2 separate regions of the Homo sapiens genome follow, and region 2 is linked to region 1. Evidence: chromatin loops called from intact Hi-C (ENCODE). Cell type or tissue: HCT116. All regions are shown on one strand. Links, peaks and the distances in the headings refer to the core of each region. The heading gives the core; the rest is flanking DNA. Region 1 overlaps PDZD7 (PDZ domain containing 7). Region 2 overlaps HIF1AN (hypoxia inducible factor 1 subunit alpha inhibitor).

The links. A loop is a pair of places that touch in the nucleus more often than their neighbours do. Peaks named below come from ENCODE experiments on the same cell type or tissue, not always from the same donor. Only the 100,000 strongest peaks of a DNase experiment are listed, where the experiment ranks them.
Region 2: a loop joins it to region 1, with 17 times the contacts of the local background. A loop is called at or near these places in 17 of 110 quality-filtered maps.

Annotation. Positions count from the first base shown.
Region 1 is chr10:101,011,160-101,019,159 of GRCh38, forward strand. PDZD7 (PDZ domain containing 7) reads right to left here. Exons shown (of 17, transcript NM_001195263.2): 8 at 7,663-8,000; 9 at 6,940-7,137; 10 at 5,218-5,268; 11 at 4,477-4,652; 12 at 1,008-1,099; 13 at 766-857; 14 at 531-602. Among named protein-coding and RNA genes, the nearest start is that of LZTS2, 15 kb to the left of the region's middle. RefSeq lists enhancers at 1,985-2,114, 3,083-3,132. In HCT116, for the core only: CTCF peaks have their summits at 439, 1,954, 3,309 (motif pointing left), 7,984 (motif pointing right) and 1 weaker place; DNase peaks (open chromatin) are centred at 1,872, 2,152, 3,290, 7,972 and 1 weaker place; H3K4me3 peaks cover 1,024 bases; H3K27ac peaks cover 1,779 bases.
Region 2 is chr10:100,556,540-100,567,022 of GRCh38, forward strand. HIF1AN (hypoxia inducible factor 1 subunit alpha inhibitor) reads left to right here. Exons shown (of 8, transcript NM_017902.3): 8 at 1-3,459. Among named protein-coding and RNA genes, the nearest start is that of HIF1AN, 26 kb to the left of the region's middle. RefSeq lists enhancers at 5,370-6,008, 5,767-5,846, 5,957-6,006, 6,009-6,646. In HCT116, for the core only: CTCF peaks have their summits at 5,609 and 6,637; a DNase peak (open chromatin) is centred at 5,632.

The DNA of each region.
Region 1 (8,000 bases), core at 1-8,000:
CCTCCCGGAGTAGCTGGGATTACAGGCGTGCACCAAAAAGCCCAGGTCATTTTTGTATTTTTAGTAGAGACGGGGTTTCGCCATGTTGGCCAGGTTGGTCTCTACTCCTCACCTCAAGCGATCCACCCGCCTCAGCCTCCCAAAGTGCTGGGATTACAGGCGTGAGCCACCGCGCCCGGCCTAGAATTACATTTTAATGCTTCCTGCTGGAATCGTTACCGTTCTATTTTAATGTGTCTAAGAAAAAATACGACTAGCACACCAAACGTAATTTCTCAGAGGTTACTGCATAGAATGAGACTAGATTTTAAAAGTGAGTGGGTTTCAAACCAACTATTAAGTAATAGTACAGGTGGTGACCAGCAGATGTGATAAAATGGCTCTGGTGGACAAGAGCTTTCCTTCAGGGAACCACAATGTGCCTGGAAGCCACAACTGCCCCTAGTGGGGAAAGAAGTAGAAGGCCCATCCTCCTTTCCCTAATCTCCCCAGGGCTGTGCCCCTCCCTGGGCTCTGGGACTCTGACTGACCAGGCACGGGGGTGATAAGGTGACGCTTGGGTGGCGTGTCCTGCCGGGCTGGTCTCAAAGCAGGAGGCCGGACTGGTTGGAGAGATGAACAGGTCAGCGGCAAGGTACCCCGCCAGGCTCCGGGACGGAGGCAGCTCAAGGGGCTCGGCAATCTCTGCAGCCCTCTCCACCACGGGGTCCCATCCCCACCCCCAGCAGGGCTCAGGACCCAGAAGCCCCGCCCCCCACTGCTGACCTGCCCTGCTCTTGAGGGCCTCAAAAGCCTCCAGCTCCACAAGCATCACCATGCTGTCGAAGCGGCCCAGGTCTGTGGGGGCCACCACACTCCTGGGAGAGGGCGAGAGACAGCAGGGGTGGGAGGGGCAGGCAGGATTTCAGTTCCGGAGGTGCCAGGATGCCCTTCAGCCCTCGGGAGGTTGGGGGTGGTACCAGGGATCCCCTTCCTGCCCCCAAGCCCTCTCTGCAACCTCCTCCCACCTGATGTCCTGCAGCAGTAGCAGCTTCTCCGGCCTGTCGAGGATGGCCAGCAGGGGCCTCACCAGGTCCTCTATGCCTCCCTCGTGCACATACTGCAGATAGAGGCAGCACAGGTCAGACAGCAGTGGGGGCTTCCAGAGCTGAGTGAGGGGGACACCAGGGCATGCAGGTGTTTCTTCTACGCATGTAGGGACCTATCCAGCCCTGCGTGCCTTGGGAAAGGTTCACTCCACCCCCAGCTGCCACAGGGTGGTCTGATCTTGGTGACAGGGTGGAAGCCTGCAGTAATAACAGACCTGCAATAAATGGCAACAGCATCGATAACAGCTTTGGGACAGACACTTTTCTAAGCCTTTTACATACTGTCTCTCAGCAACCACCCTGAGAAATGGCATTAATTATTCCCGTTTTACAGATGCGGAAACAGGCTCAGAGAGAAGGACTTCACTCAAAGCCACACAGATAAGGAAGTGTGAAGAGGGACTGGAACCCGGGAAGTCTAACTCTTGCCTGCTCTGGTGCCGGAAAAGGATGTGCAGGGAGTGGACTCTCCTCCCCACCCCCACATCCCAGGCAGAAGGAAGGAATTTGAGCCAAACTCTAGGCTGTGTGCCTGGCTGTCCCAGCATATGTCTGCACACAGACCTACAAATTAGGCTTTGTTCGGGGCTAGAATAGGAGCCTTGGGGAAGGGCCTCTCCAATCAGTTCCCTTGGAGGGGGGCGGGGTGGAGCCCCTTCTGCCTGGCACTGCCCGGATGCCACCAGCCACACCCCACTGACTCTGAAGACCTGAACACTGGGAGCCATCCCATTTGGACAGCACATCGCCCCCTCGTGGCAAGAGGGAGACTGAGTCAGGGACACGCACGCATAGAACACTTTCTATGGGCACAGGCACAGAGACAGAGCATGCCTTGGTGGTCAGAGTGAGTCATTCATAAATATCTGGAAATAAATACAATACAAATGATGTGTGTGGCCCCAAACCACACACAGTTACAGCGACTCACACATACACATATCAATAATACATTCCCTTTTGTCTGGAGAGACACATGTGGTGCAGAACCAGCCTCATATGTGCACACGCTTTAAGTCCATGGACTTGGATTCGGTACCTACTAAGTGCCAGGCCCTGTACTGGCCAGCAGGGGCACAATGATCCTGTCTCAGATCTTCAGGAACTGGGTCTAGTGGGAGCGAGGGGAAGATGAGTCACATACCCTGGTGAACTACAAACCATGGGCAATGGGGCACAGGGAGTCTCAGAGGAAGGTGGGAAGATCCCAGTGGGCTTCATGGAGGTGGTGGTATTTTGACTGACTCTTAGAAGATAGACGTAGGGAACAGCACAAAAGTTGGGAAGAAAGTGTTGCAAAGGTGGTGTGGAAAAACGAGTAGATAGTGGTTTAAACGTGGCCATGGGGTCCATGAAGAGCCTCCCTGCAGGGCTGCTGCACAGGCTGTGACTATATGAGTAGCGTCTCTGAGGTTGTGCAGGTTGTAACCTGTATAAACCTATGCGGCGGCCGTGGGAAAGTGGAGGTTGGTGGGTTAGGGAGTTGAATCTGGGAGGACCTCGAATGTGAGAGCCAAAGACAATGGGTCACCTCTGCCAAAGACAATGGGTCACCAGGTGGCCTGGGGAGTGTACAGCGATCAGACAGGGGTTTCTTTTCTTTCTTTTTTTTTTTTTTTTGAGATGGATTTTCGCTCTTGTTCTCAGGTTGGAGTGCAATGGCACGATCTTGGCTCACTGCAACCTCCACCTCCAGGGTTCAAGCGATTCTCCTGCCTCAGCCTACCGAGTAGCTGGGATTACAGGCGCCCACCACCATGCCCAGCTATTTTTTTTTTTTTTTGTATTTTTAGTAGAGATGGGGTTTCACCATGTTGGACAGGCTGGTCTCGAACTCCTGACTACAGGTGATCCGCTCACCTCGGCCACCCAAAGTGCTGGGATTACAGGCGTGAGCCACCGTGCCTGGCCAACCAGACAGGGGTTTCTGATTCCTGGTCTGGCAGCTGTAGAGAGATGGCTCACATGGGGAGAGAAGGGAAGCCTGGAGTTCAGGGCTACATGCCCCAGTCACTAGGAGAACTTTACTCATCACTCCAGCCAGGGCTCCATCGCAGAGGGTCTGATCTCTTGGTGTGGGGGGCTTGGGTCAGGTTTGGGTGGTGGTTGAGCTCGGCAGGTGGTATGGGGGCACAAGTGGGAGGTTTGGGCAGAGGAGAAGGGAGGGATGAGGGAAAAGGAGCCTCCAAAGAGACAGACCCAGAGCCCCACCTCGTGGCCAAAGCCTGCATTGCCGGCCCACTGGAGGCTGGTACACGCTGCCCTACTTAGCGCTGGGAGCTAAGGGTGACACTTTCTGAGTTTAGCCCAAAGCCCCTTAGCTTCCCCCAGCACACACCCCTATCTGCAGCTCTGCTGCAAACCGGGCCTTGATAACAGGATGCATAAATGACCATGTCTCAGTCTCCAGGTGACAATGCATGGACACACACACACACACACACACACGCTAGCCAGACACGTGCTTGCTCACATGCACACACACACACACAATCATGCAGTCATATCAGTACAAACCAGGTACCCCACAGACACGCCAGTGCACACACCACACAGACATACAACACAGCCCCACTTTGAGTAAGATGAAGGGTGAGGGAATCCACAAACAATTTTTCAAGACCCCCCAGCTCGCCCTCACACACAGTGTGCAGACTCCTCACAAAGAGCCCAGTGTACACACACAGGCCTTCCTGAGACAGGGACAGGAGAGGACCTGCCAGTCCTGGAGTGAGTGACCTGTGCCCCACAGCCTCCCCAACAGGTGGGCCCCAGAGACTCCTTCAAATCTGACTCTCTCTCCACCCTGGGGCGCTCTGGTTCTTTTTGAAGTGGAAGAGAACAGAGAACGACAGTTTAGGTGTTGGGGGAGGCAAAGGATTACTTACTTGGGCAACAGGGGAGAGGACCTGGCATGAAGCCAGGCTTACTGGCTGACCTAGGAGCAGAGGGTGGCATGCAGTGAAGGATGGAGGCTTGCAGAGGGCAGAGGCAGGCGACTGCAGGGACTCACTTTCCCCACGTGGCACCTGTCCGCTCCTTCTCTTCTCAGCTTAAATATCACCTCCTCTAGGAGGGCCTCCCAGCCCACACCATCTAATGTGTGTCTCCTGGGTTACCGTCTCATGTTCTTTTTCTTCAGCTCTTCATGTGACTCATCACCATGGGCGTTTAGGTTCTAGTGATTTTCTAGCTCTTCTTCCTGTGAGCTGGCAGATGTGTGTGTGTGTGTGTGTGTGTGTGTGACAGGAGTGACTTCTGATTTTACTGACCACTAGCCTCCTGGTGTCAAGCCCAGACACTGGTCAGTGGACAGTGGCCTGAATGAATGATGGGCTGGGTGACTGAAGGACCGTGTGCCAGGGCTGCGGATGGGATGAAGGCTTACCCGGGAGCAGTGGCGGGTGACAGCCAGCACCTCGTCATCAGTCAGCAGCCTCTGGGCCAGGTCCTGAATGAGGGGCCGCCGGCTCTCCCAGGCCTGAACCTGCTCATCCACATTAGGCAGCTGGCTGGAGGGACTCCCAGACCTGGCAGACAGCAGGGCCCGGCCCCTCTCCTGGTCTGCAGGGCAGGAACCATCAGGGGAGGGGAGAGGGGCTTCCCTCAGCAGGGCTGGGCCCCAGAATTGGCCAGCTGAGAGCCCAGGTACCTGGGGCAGAATCCTAGCCTAGCCTATATGCTCCCCACCATGGTAGCCCACAGCAACCTGCCCACCAATGCAGCACAAACCCCAGCCCTCAGCCCCAACATGGACCCCTATACCAGTCTGTTTCTTAATGGGGTCTTAGCCCAGTGCCCCCAGGGCCCCCTGAACATGCACTGTCATAGTAGTCTGTTGCCCAGTGGAGGCCCAGCACAGGCTCCCTCATCACCCCCAAATATATCTTTGGGAGTCCCAACACAAGCTCCTAAAATGCATCCCAATATCTGTCTGCCACCCTATCTTTCCTAGTCAGCTTAGTCCAATTCTTTTAGCTGCCCCCAATACATACCATTCTAGCTGCCTGATCCCCCATGCTTGACCCTGACTGAATTTAGTCCAGAGCCACTCAGCTGGCCCCCAGTATGCACCCTCATCTGCCGCTCTACTGTAAACTAGGCCTTGGTAAAGGGATGCATGAATTACCACGTCTCAGTCTCCAGGTGACAAACTTCTGTACCGGGCCCACGCCCCCTGCTATGAAGAAGAAAGAGGCTCAGCTGCAGGCCTTGGCCCCCAGTCTGAAAATGGGGTTCAGGAGGGCTCAGGACAAGCTGGAATGGAGAATTCAGACTGGAAGTAGGTGGGATAGGGAGGCAAGAGGCCTGGCCCTGAGGGGCTTGAAGGCAATGCTCAGGCTATGGACTTCCTTCATAGGCAATGGGGAGTCAGGACGGTTTTGGATCAAAACAGGGTGCAGTCTGAGCACTGCTTATGCAAATTCACTTGGAAGCAAATGTATGGAGGGAAGAACCTCAGGGACAGAGCTTGGAGAAGTACCTACCTTCAGGGGACAGAGGGAAAAAGAGGAGCCTTGGAAGGAGATAGAGGAGTGGCCAGAGAGGTGGGAGGAGAACCAGCAGAGGGCAGGGACTTGGGAACTGTGGGAAGAGAGATGCACTGACGGAGAGGGGCCAGGCAGCCGTAATTGGAAGGGATTGTCTCTCCCATGGTACAATCACCTTGAGACCCCAGAACATCCCACCCCAGGGCAAAGCAGGGTCCAGCTCCTCATCCTCTGGTTGTTTTGTTGATCCGACATCCACCCCCCTCTTCTGAAAACAGCACCCTGATTTTCCCCTGGGGACCCACCCCACTCTGTTCTTAGCCCGTGTACTCCAGGGTGGGTACATGACCCAGGCTGGCCAACAAAAGCACTTTCCCTCCCACATCACAGCGATTTATTCTGCATGGCACAGGATCTCAGCTGGGCCAGGGAGAGCCTACCCTGGGACTTCAGCTGGAACTATTTAAGGAGAAGCACTTTCCCCTGGGGTTGCTATGCAATAGAGGTCATCTTACCCCCAGGTGGGCAAAGCCCCACAATAGCGAAGTCAACTCATGGGAGAGATGGAGGGGGACAGATGTCTGATGATGTTGCTCAGATGTTTAGACCCAGCTTAAATCAGCAGCTGAGCCAAGACGTGCTTTATTTTTCTTTTACTTTTTTTTTTTCTTTAGAGACAGGGTCTTGCTATGTTGCCCAGGCTGGTCTTAAACTCCTGGGCTCAAGTGATCTTGCTGCTTCAGCTTCCAGAGTAGTTGGGATTGGCCAGGTGTGGTAGATCACGCTGTAATCCTAGCACTTTGGGAGACTAAGGCGGGTAGATAGCTTCAGTCCAGGAATTTGAGACTAGCCTGGGCAACAGGGTGAAACCCCCATCTCTACAAAAAGATGCAAAAAAATTAGCTGAGCATGGTGATGCACACGTGTCATGCCAGCACTTTGGGAGGCTGAGGTGGGAGGATCGCTTGAGCGTGGGAGGCGCAGGTCGCAGTGAGCTGAGATGGTGCCATTACACTCTCGCCTGGGCAACAAGAGCAAAACTCCATCTCAAAAAAAAAAAAGAAAGAAAAAGAAAGAAAGGAAAGAAAGGAAGGAAGGAAGGAAAGAAAGAAAGAAAGAAAGAAAGAAAGAAAGAAAGAAAGAAAGAAAGAAAGAAAAGAAAGAAAGAAAGAAAGAAAAGAAAGAAAGAAAAAGAAATAGGTATTATTACCCCCATTTTACTCATGAGGAAACTGAGGCTCTCAGGGGTTGAGTAGGGACTCAGCTGGTAAGACGCGGTGTGGGATCTCAACTCAGAACTGCTGAATGCCGAAGCTAGTGGACTTCACTTTGCCTTCCTGTTTGATCAGCCCACTACTTACCTTTCTCTATGTCCAGGCGAGGGTAAGTTTTGGCCAGGCTCCCGCTGTCCAGTGTCCAGGCCTCTCTGCGCCCGTCCCGCGCTAGCCTCCCCTGCCGCCCTCCCTTGAAGAAGAGGTTCATCAGCGTCTTGGAGCGCTGCAGGGCACCCTTCTCCCCAGGGGACCCCGACTTCTCCTTCTTCCGCTGCTGCTTCTCCTCTGCAGACACGAGGGAGCAACGGGGGAGCTGGAGGGGTGGGCAGAAGGGAAGGACGAGGGGCAGGGGTGTGGGGAGGGACAGAGAGAAGGGAGAGGAGAGGGCAGACAGGATCTGCAGCTACGCCGGGGTGAGAGTGCGGTTCCTCTTCCGACTTTCTGACCCTTTTCCCCACCGCACAGCTGTGGCTATGTAAGGAATCTCCCTTGAGGCCCAGTTAGAGAAGGGCACACATGCGTGCGTGTGTTTGAGCAACTGTGTGTGTAAATAGGCCTGGGAACTCCAGGATCCAGGGGCTGGGGTTAGGGCTGGTTCGGGGAACAGGGGCTGAGACTAAGGGTGAATGTGGGGTCCAGGACTAATTTAAAGTGGAGCCCACAGCAGGGTCTGAGCAGCCTGGAGCTTGGGTTGGGCAAGGGCTTCGTCAAGGCCTGGGGCAAAGGGAGGTTTGAGCCCGGGACAGGATGTGAGACAGGTTTTGGACCAGAGGCTGTGGAGGGAGCAGCCGCCACCCATCCCCCACGTACCCCACAAGGTCAGATAGCTCTGGGAGCGCGTGATGGGGGGCCGGGGTCGGCTGAGGGCCAGCAGCAAAGCCGTCTTGGGAGACTCAGAGAGCGCAGAGTCAAGGCGGCGGCCGGGATGGGGGCCGTCCGAGCGGATGGCGGTGTCCCTGAGGATGACTGTGGGCCGCACGCTGCACCAGGTCTCCACCCGGCCTCCCGCATCGGGCTCCGTCTGCATGGCTGTGTCCGCCCGCCCCCAGCCTGGGCCGCGGCTGCCGGGCTCCTCCTGCCCGAGGCAGATGTCCATGCGGTCCGACGGCAGGGAGCCCGAGCTGTAGGGGGCGCTGGAGGCGCACGAA
Region 2 (10,483 bases), core at 1,241-9,240, 450 kb before region 1:
TCTAGAGGTAGGACCATGGATTTAAGAACGTTGCCTCCAAGTTTTTGAATTGTGAATTTTTGATCATATTTGAACAAAACCCCACCTACAGTCTGCATGGTCATTGTTCTCACAAGGGTTTGTGTGATGCACTGACAAGAACAGAGGCTTTGGAGGTGACTCCTGGGTTTGAATCACCATTTGCCACTAGCTAATTCTAACCTTAGGTAAGTCAGTGTCTCTGGGTCTCAACCTCTTCCTCTGTGAGGGGTAGGAAATAGCACATAACTTGTAGCATTGTTATAAGGGCTCGTGATAATGTTTTTAAAACACCTGGCTCAAGCACTCAGGAAAATGTTTTATTATGAAGACCAAGTGTCTCTGAAAAGTGTTTCCTTAGTGTCTGGAGAGACTACAGCAGCAAGGCTTTTCTGATCCTACTCTGACTCTCAAGATAATGGTGCTTGAAGTGAAATCACAGAAGAGATGACTGGGGCAGGAAAAGCAAGATGGAAAAGATAAAGTTGTGGAAGGGACTGAAAGTCCATGAAGTGCTGGGCTGGGGACAGAAAGGGTTTAATAGGGCAGGGTCTTGAGGAACAGGAACAGAGACCTTGGTTCTGGGTTGCCATCTGATTCCCAGAAGAGTAAAGGAAATGGGGCAGGAGGATGTCTGTGGAGGACACAGTGTGGCTGAGTGGAGAGAACACAAGCTTCTGGCCAGTGAACCTAAGTGAGAATGTCAGTGGACTTTGCACAGGCTGGGTGCCTTTGGGGGTGTTCATCTCGCTATGCTTCGGTCCCCTCATTTAAAAAAATTGGTTAATAATATGATGACCTGCCAATGTGTGTGGAAATACTATGTAAACTGAGCACTATATAAATGCTGGTTGTTGAGATATTGGGAGTGGGGGTTTCGGGAGATTTTGTTTGTTTGTTTTTTTGAGATGGAGTTTTCGCTCTTGTTGCCCAGGCTGGAGTGCAGTGGCGTGATCTTGGCTCACTGCAACCTCCACCTCCTCCAGGTTCAAGCAATTCTGCCTCAGCCTCCCGAGTAGCTGGGACTCAGGCGTGCGCCACCATGCCTGGCTAATTTTGTATTTTTAGTAGAGATGGGGTTTCTCCATGTTGGTCAGGCTGGTCTCGAACTCCCGACCTCAGGTGATCTGCCTGCCTTGGCCTCCCAAAGTGCTGGGATTACAGGTGCGAGCTACCACACCTGGCCCTGGATTTCTTAATAGGTCCTCTTATGTGGCTATTGAGAATGAATGAGACAACTCATTAACTAACTAAGTTAATTCAGAACTTAGTGCCTAGTAAGTGCTCAGTAAATGTTAGTTTCTTTTCCTCCATTTCTTCTTAGGAAGCATCGTTTACCCAGCATAAACAGGAGGACTCAACTGTGCATGTCTTAGTGTGAACAAGTAACATCAGATTTCCCTTTTCTGAGGAGAGATCAGTTCTGTAAGAGGGAGCATGAGTGTGAATGGGGAAGAATCATGGAGAAGGGAGCAGGACTCCACAGTACTGGAGATGGAGTAGGGACCTCTGGGAATCGTTGGCATGGGGGTGTGGTGCAGAAAGGGTGATGCTAAGAGGTGAGAGTCTCAAGAAAGAAGATGGGTGTTCTAGAGGGGAAAGCTAAACGATGATAGGCAATGAGGAGCGGAGGACAAGACCCTGAACTAAGGGTGAGGAGGCCAGCATTCTGTCAGGAGAACCTTAGGAATTGTGACCAGAAGTCAAAGTTGTTACAGCAATCCTGCATTCAACCAGGTTTCATCTGAAAAACTTAAGAGTTGCTAGGCACAGTCGTGCACACTTGTAATCCCAACACTTTGGGAGGCTTGAGTCAGGAGGAAGCTTGAGGCCAGGAGTTTGAGATCAGCCTAGGCAGCATAGTGACACCCCATCTCTTGAAAAAACAAACACTCTTAAGAGCAGTGGTTCACCTAGAAATAAAAAGCAGAAATCATCAAGATGAGAAGACATTTTGTGTTTTGACAGCCAAGGAAATTTGCCACTGAGACAAGGTATCTGACAGCCTAGATGGGATTCTAGACTTCTGTGAGAAAGTGCAGTTAGGCCCTGAATAGCGTCAAACTCAGGGATGTGAGCTGACTGACTGCCTTTTTATGTAATGGAGGCCATGTGATAGGGCTTTATGAGGCCACAAATAGCACTTTCTGGGTCCTTTCACAGTCTAGTCAGTGGCCCAACCAACATATCTGGTTGTTCTGCAATCTCAGTCATCTGAGAAGATAACCTCCAAAATACATGCAGTGGCATCAGGTGTTTCCTTGGTAGGTGTGCATCTTTTAATGATGGAGGACTTAGGATGAAGAACAGGTGTGTTTAAAAACATCAAACCCCCACATCATTACTATTTGCTGTAAGGATCTATGCAGTTTGTATTTTAAGTCCTTGACATATGGAAGAGCATTTGTGAGAGTAACAGGTTTGCTTTGTAATGCCAACTAAAAAGTGTGTATTTATACTCGAATTTTAAGTTGAAATTTTGCTAAGTTTCTTTTTTTTTTTTTTGAGACGGAGTCTCACTCTGTTGCCCAGGCTGGAGTACAGTGGTACAATCATTGCTAAGTCTTTCTGTAGTTTTAGAACATTTAGAACAACTTAAGATTTCCTGTATTTATAAACTTAATTTATTGGAAATATAAGTACTTGATCAGGTTTTGTCTTGGTCAGATAAATTAAGTACTTAAGGAAATCAAATACATTAATCATATAAATGCCATTTAAGTGTTTAAAGGAGTTTAGTTAAATGTAAGTTGGATCAAACATTAAACTTTTTTGTTTTATAAGCAAAATAATAAGATTTGTTAGCAGAACTTAAAAGCTTAGAAAAGAGAGGATTTTGGATATGTAACTTTGAAGAGGTGAATAGTTTGCTCTTTTCTGAGACAGGGCATTGCTTTTCGACGCAGGCTGGAGTGCAGTGGGGCAAGCATGGCTCACTGCAGCCTCAACCTCCTGGACTCAAGTGATCCTCCTGCCTCAGCCTCCCATGTAGCTGGGATCACAGGCACATGCCACCACACCTGGCTAATTTTTTATTTTTTGTAGAGACAGGGGCCTCACTTCATTGCCCAGGCGGATCTCGAACACCTGGGCTCAAGCAGTCCTGCCTCAGCCTCCCAAAGTTCTGGGATTACAGGCATAAGCCACTGTGCCTGGCCTTGAATATATTTTTTAACCAAAGTAATTTATGAATATAAATTGTTTCTATATAACCCAAAGTCACTCTCATTGACATTAAGAAACTCAGAGAGTGGGTTCTAAATGTAATATTACCACACACCCAAGTCACTTAGCCTCTACAAGTACCACGTAACTAGCAGCCGTTAAAAGATGGCCACCGCTAGTCCAGTCGGCCACAGACATGGTTTTGTTTGGCCAATACAAGTTTTTGAAAGTTTTAAAAAATTGACAACATTAAAGATCAGAAACTTGACCTAAAAAGATTTCTCTCTTTGGAAAATCAGATCTGGCAGTAATGAAATCGCCTTTCCCATGTGACAGCAGTTGGCTGGAGCTGAAGAGCAACTGCCCCCTTGGCTGTGTTCCTTTCAGTTTGTCAATCTCCACTCTTCACTGTTGTACCCTAGATCTCACTCACGTGACCTGTCTGGCCCACATAGATATTTGAGGGTATGGCCCTGAACTTGAGGCACTCTGGAGTTGCTAACAACTGATGCTGGGCAGCCTAGAATAAGGGCTCAGGAAAAGTGTAGGCCCTACCTCTCTCTGTTCACATCATTCCCCCCTCCAGCCAGGCTGTCTTCCCAGCTGACCTGGCTCCAGGACTGATTCCAACCCCTATAGCAACTGTGTAAGAAGTCCCCAGGCTCAGGCTTCTCAGTGTTCACTGCTCTTGTCTGTGACCAGGCACTTTGCCTAGGCTCTGACCTCATGTCTCAGTCCTTTTGAACATTCTGGTCACCTGCCTAGTTTGACCGCAGCCTGACTTTGGTCTGTGAGGGGTCCTGGGCTCTCTGCTTTATGCAGCCACCATATCTGATCTTTGTGATGTGGTTGTGAATCTTCTGCTTCTATCTCCACCATCACTGTCCACTGCTTGGGCAATATGGTTGCTCAGCTGAGAGATTGGCAGCCCAGATTGCTAAAGGCTTAGGAGACATGAAAGGTGAGTTTGGAAGTGTTTGGATTTTCAAAAGAAGGACAGAGGCAGAAGCCAACCACAGTTTAAGGGGGCAGCTAGTAGAGAGCTTTTTAGGCAAGGGAGGCCACTGCACATTTATAGGCAGAGAAGGTGGCAGGACAGAGAATTTAAGAGAATGAGGTCTCAGAGGAGGCATAGGATGATGGGATATGAAATAGCAAAGGCACACCCAAGGTGATCCTGAAGCTCAGAAATATTAAGTCATGCAGGAGGGGGCACCATTGGAAATATAATCCCCTAAAGTTATGAGTAAACAAATGATGGTGGGGTGTGGAGGGTAGAAAGAAGGCCTAAGCTTGATGTGGGGGCCACAGCCTGGGCAAGAGAAATTTCCAGCAAAGCCTCTGACAAATTTCTGACAAAGCCTCTCATGTTATCTAGTTGTGGCAGAAGCATCTGAACCAAATGGCTAGGAAGCTTGGTGAACAGTCAGACCCAGTGAGGGTTGATTAATGGATCCATGTCAGCCTAGACTAGAGGGAAGTCTCCAGCAGTATGCCTTAGGGCTCAGTCTGGGCCTGTGTCCTCTCTGACATTTTTATTGACAACTGACCGAAGCAGCAGGCTCATCAAGTTTGCAGGTGATAGAGCTAGGAGGGGCAGTTAATACTTTGCATGAAAGAGTCAGGATTCAAAACGATTTCAACAGGCTGGAACACTGGGCTGGAACCAACAAGATTAAACTTAACAGGGATAAATGTAGAGTCCTGCACTTAGGTTAAAACAAAATCAATGACATAAGTACCGGTTGTAGGGGTTGGCCCAGCTTGACAGCAGTTCATGAAGAAAAGACCTGGGGGGTTTAGTTGACTGCAAGCTCAATATGAGTCAACTGTGTGATGTGACTGCTAAAATCCTAACACAGCCATGAATTGCATTAACCAAACGGAGCAGCCAGATCAAGGGAGGTGTTACCCCACTGCTTTCTGAGATGGTCAGGCCACCTCTGAGCACTGGGTCCAATTCTGAGGTCTTTTCCCCTGCTAAGGTCAGTGACAAATGAGAATATTTTTGATAGGAAGCCACCATGGCAGTGGGCCTGAATACTGTCCGAGACTTGCCAGTGATTCTATGGTGCTGAAATTTCTGGAATGAAGGACAGGAGTCTAGAATCTGAACCCAGGCAAAGACTTTTATCTGGAGCATATTTCTAGGATTTAGGGGAAAATTTGGGGTCTGCATTTCCTCACTTCCTATGGCTGCCCAGAGGCATTGGCCTGTGACTCTCATCCCTGGCCTTCCTGAGGTCAGGGGATTAGCGATTAGTTAGACGGGGTCTAGGGTAGAGGTCAGCCTGAGGGGGCGGCTATAAAACGAGTCATTGAGGTGGGAGGGAACCTGGAAATTGGGACCTCACGCACCATATTTCCCGCGCTCTCCCCTGGGACGTGCCGTCCCTGCTGCAGTCGCAGCGTGGCGCCCTCGCTCCACGCAGGGATCCTGAGCCAATGGCGGAAGCGGAGTGCGCGGCGAGGTCGCAGTTGCGTTTCTCGCACTCCCCACTGCGGGGAGCCCGTGGGCCCCGCACTGCAGGGAAGCTGCCGGCCCAGGTCTCCTGGGTGGCAAGAAGACGCCTGTGGTGTGGAAGAACCTCGCCCGCAGCCCAGCACGTGTAGAATCCAGATGTGGCTTCTGCTGGAGCCACGTGTTCCGGCCTGAGCGACGTCGCACGTGGCCTCCTGGCCGCAGAGCCCATGGCGCGGGGGGCCACTCTTCTGACGCAAGGGTCTGTGGGGCCGCGCAAGAGCCTGGGGCCCCCGACCTTCCGCCGACTGGCCGTGGGCTGGCCGCAGCCCAGCTCGGCTCTGTCTCGAGTTCCTTCGCTGTTCAAAGCAGAGTGGCGGCCACGTTCGGGGGCACTGGGGCGAGGGGTCGGGCGTCGGACGGGGCCCTGGGTCTGTACCGTTTCGGGCTCGCCGGAGGGGCTGCAGGCAGGGCGGGTTTCGGGTTCCACCGCCAGAATAATTCGGCAGTTCTGGATGGGGCCCAGGAATTTGTATTTGTGACCAGTTTCCCAGGTGAGTCTGAGGTCCGTGGTCCTCTGACCTCGTTTAGGGATGAGATCTAGTCCTCAGAGCCCGGGGCGGGGCTGCCGAGGACACCGGCTTGCTCTTCAGGCAGCTCTGGCCCGGGTGGCGGGAGGAGGCGGCCGGGGCTGGGATCCGGGCGCACCCTGGAAGCTCCAGATGGGCGTTGGAGACCTAGGGCGAGATGAACCGAGGACCGTCCATGTGTGTGGGTGCCGCTCAGGAGCGGGGAGGTGGGGGTGTGGGTGGACGGGCGTGTTGAGGGTGATGGATTGCTGCAGGGAGTGGACTCAGCCTACTGGGAGGAGTGGGAGAGGGGAAAGAACTGGAGGAACGGCGGAGTCCGTTGGCCTTTTCTTGGAGAGCTGGAGATGGAGGTTGGTTCTGTCCTGATGGGGGCAGGAGGACGGGTAATGGAGGCTGCCATGCTCAGTGAAGCCCCATGGGGGCAGCCATGCTTTGTGGTTTGTGGTGAGGCACTGAGCCCCAGGATACTGACTATTCCCTTTTTTGGAGAAAGAGGGGAAGAGGATGCTCCTTAAGAGCTTCTAGGGGAACGTTTCTGCCTCCAGGGGGTTTAGGTGAACTGTGTGTGTGTGTGTGTGTGTGTGTGTGTGTGTGTGTGTGTGTGTGTGTGTAGGTTAGCATATTGGAGATTTTCAAGGGAGTTCGTCTCCAGGACACTTCCCTCACCCCTACATCCACACACAGTATCTTATGATCCTCTTGGTTTCTCTTGGGCCTCAACTCCCCAAAAGGGGGGCACTCTTGTCAGCAGCTCACAAACATGTGGATATCTGCTAACTGAAGACACTCTGAAGACTTTCCCAGAGGAACGTTATAGAAGGAACCCTCAAATTCCAAATCCTTGAATATTGGAGCTGGAAGAGAACTTACAAACCATCTGATGCTGTCTTCCCCAGCTTGGTCTTGGAGAGTAGACACCTTAAGTGAAGGCCGAGCTTCGTAAGCCTCTGAGGATCCCAGTACCTGGTGTGGAGACAGGACTTGTGCATTGCCTAGAGAAGGGAGAGACACAGCAGAGTCAAGCGGTGGGTGGTGAGCTTTGATGGTGAACACCTGGGAGCTCAGAGGTGGGTAGGAGCCTATAAAAGAAGGCCCCTTGAAGGAGGGAAGCTAGAGCTGCATCTTTAAATGGGGAAAATTTATCTTTTGTGTTTTTCCCCCTGATTATGAATTTATGAAAATGAAGAAAAAATATATTGGGGCCGGGTGTGGTGGCTCACACCTGTAATCCCAGCACTTTGGGAAGCCAAGGCAGGCAGATCACTTGTGGCCAGGAGTTTGAGACCAGCCTGGCCAGCATGGTGAAACCCTGTCTCTACTGAAAATACAAAAATTAGCTAGGTGTGGTGATGCATGCCTGTAATCCCAGCTACTTGGGAGGCTGGGGCACGAGAATTGCTTGAACCCAGGAGGTGGAGGTTGCAGTGAGCCAAGATTGCGCCACTGCACTCCAGCCTGGGCAACAGAGCAAGACTCTGTCTCCAAAATATGTATATATGGATGGAACACTGTGACATGTTGGTCTTCAGGGGAGCAAAGCTACAGAGGCCTGAATTTCCTGAGGTTTGGAGGGCAGTGAAGAGATGAAGAGGACAGCTCTGACCATTGTTGGAGCACAGTGAGCTCGTAGGGCAGAGGGGTCTGGCTGCAACAGAAAGTATCTGGCAACAACAGGAGGTATGAGGCTGGAACCCAGGGGAAAGAAACAGGGTTGGGCTCAGCTTCATAGAGGTAGTGAGGATTAGGCAGATGAGAACACCCAAGGAGAAAAGGAGAGAAAAGAGGGTTTGGGCGGGGGGTGGGTAGGTGTGAACATGCCTGAGAGTCATTTCCCAGGTAAATAGGAGTGGAACTGAGGGTGGAGTTCAGTGAGAGGGAGGGAGGAAGAACGACACAGGAGGGGTGGGAACCAGGGTCACCTCTGAAGAGGGGTTTGAGTGCAGGAGACAGGAGTGAGGCCCTAGTGAAGGTCATTAGATTTGGGGATGAAGAGGTCAGCAGAATGGTAGGGGTTAGAGGGTGAGTTGGTGGAGAGGAAATGGGGGCATAGCAAGTATAAACTGCTATAGGTTATCCGTTGAGAAGTACACAGAGGACTGGAGACAGGTTGGGGTTTTGAAAAGGAAACTGCAGCAACGCTTTTTTAGCCAGGGGAAGAGGAGCAAATCTGTAGACAGAGGACATAGGAGAAGGGGCCACTGGAGAGGGGGAGATGGAAGCTACCAGAGAGAGCAGACACTTGAAGGAGCTGAGTTCCAGAGGGAAGGGGGGACAGGGCCTGCAGGAGGTTGAAGCCTCAGAGAAATGGGGAGAAGGAGGGGAAGTCATGGGGTTCAACCTGGACCCAGGTTTTGATCTCCTAAAAGTAAGAGTAAAGGTTGAGGTTGGCTTCTTCAGGTAAGGGTGGCCAGGGTGAGGCTGGGCTGGACGGACACAGAGGGAGGGGTGGAAATGCTGTTGTGAAGAATTTGTTTGGGAGTCAAAGGAGCAATCTAGGCGTGTGATGTACTGCCTGGTAGGGCGGAGGTGCAGTGCAGCTGGGCTGGGATTTGCCTTGGGTGAAGCTGATGCTGCATCTTGGGGCAGGATGGAGTAAGCAAGCCATGGTCTGACCTGATTACAAATGATAGGCTCAGTGCCAGGCTGAGGGGCCTAGGGGCCAGGACACGATGAGGACAGTGAGGGGCCTCCCTGGGGAAGGGAGGGACAACTGCCAGAGCCTGGCCCAGGAGGGCCCGATAGACGAGTATGGGCAGCCATGCAGTGTGTGGGGTCAAGAGCCTGGACCCTGGACTCAAGAGCCTGAGTTCAAATGTGAGGCATTGTCATTGTCATGATTTTTAAGTATCTGAGGTAGGCTATGAGTGGAGGGAAGGACAGGAGGAGGTACAGAAAGGGAGTGCTTGCTTCATGCCAAGGAGTGTTCTATATTCACGAGTCCTTTCTAAACCACCGCGAACTAGGTACTGTTTTATCATTTTACAAATTAGGAAATTGAGGTTCAGAGAAGGGAAGTAACTTGGCCAAGGTCACACAGCCAGTTGGTGACAGTTGGTTTTCGAAAGGCTTTTTTTCTGTTGCTTTGATAACAGTCCCTTCTGAGAAGTGGCTCCAAAGTCTGACTTTCTGCTATGCCTTTTCATCAGCTACTTACTAGGTAGGTGACCTTGGGCAAGTTACTTAATTTCTCCCTCAATTTTCTCATCTGAAAAACAGGAATAATAGTAACACTATCTCATAGGGTTGTAATGATAATGAATGAATATATGTAGAAGATTTGAAAAAAAAAACAGTGTCTAGTACATAGAAAGTGCTGCTTAAGAGGGTGCTGCCATTGCCAGCATCCTCCTCCTCCTCCTCCTTCTCCTCCTCATCATCATCACTCCTTACAGCCTCCAGCCAGAAGCTAAGGACTTACAGGCAGGTGAAAGAAAGTCCTGAGGCATATTAGTCATTTAGAGAAGGTCCCATGGGGAAAGGCAAGAGAGTAGCATCCAACCAGTGGTTCTCAACAAGGGACATTTTTGCTGTAACAGTGTCCTGGAGGAACTACTGACTTTTTTTGTGGGGGTAGGGAGAGGGAGTAATGGGGTGGGGCAGCAGGGAATTACTGACTTTTGGTGGCAGGAGCCAGGAGTGTTAAAAGTGGCCATTCATACCCAGTTGAGAGTGTGGAGAAGTTCAGCTGGAAAGGGTGCTTGGGATTTAACTCCTCAGAAGAGTTGCAGCTCCAGCTATTGGAGCAGCTGGAAAAGGTATGGAAATGAGCTTGGAGGTCTGTGAGGGGCTGGAAAGAATCAGACTTAGGAGGGGGCAAGGCTTCCTGGAGGGGAGGGTGGGGGTGAGGCAGGCTGAGGGATCTGGACAGTAAGCAGGGGCAATGGAGAGCCATGGGGTTCTGGATGAGGGACATGATGTATTTGGGGAGATCACTCATGCAGCCAGGGAAGAGGTTGGGTTAGAGAGGGATAAAAAGGGGGCCCATTTGGGGATTGGGAACAACCCCTAAGGCGGTAAAGACACCTGGGCTGGTCTGGGGTTTGGGGTTGGAGCATGCAGATAAAAGACCACACTGAGGCACATTTGAAGGAAAACTCCGTGTGAAGATGAAGGAGTGGTGAGTGGGCTGGGCTGGCCCTAGCAGGTGCATGACCTGGGAAGGAATTCTGGGAGAGATGGGCTGGTCGGGGACTCAAGGTGATCACAGTGAATTTCAGGTGATGCTGGGGAGTCTGGGAGCTGTCTAGTG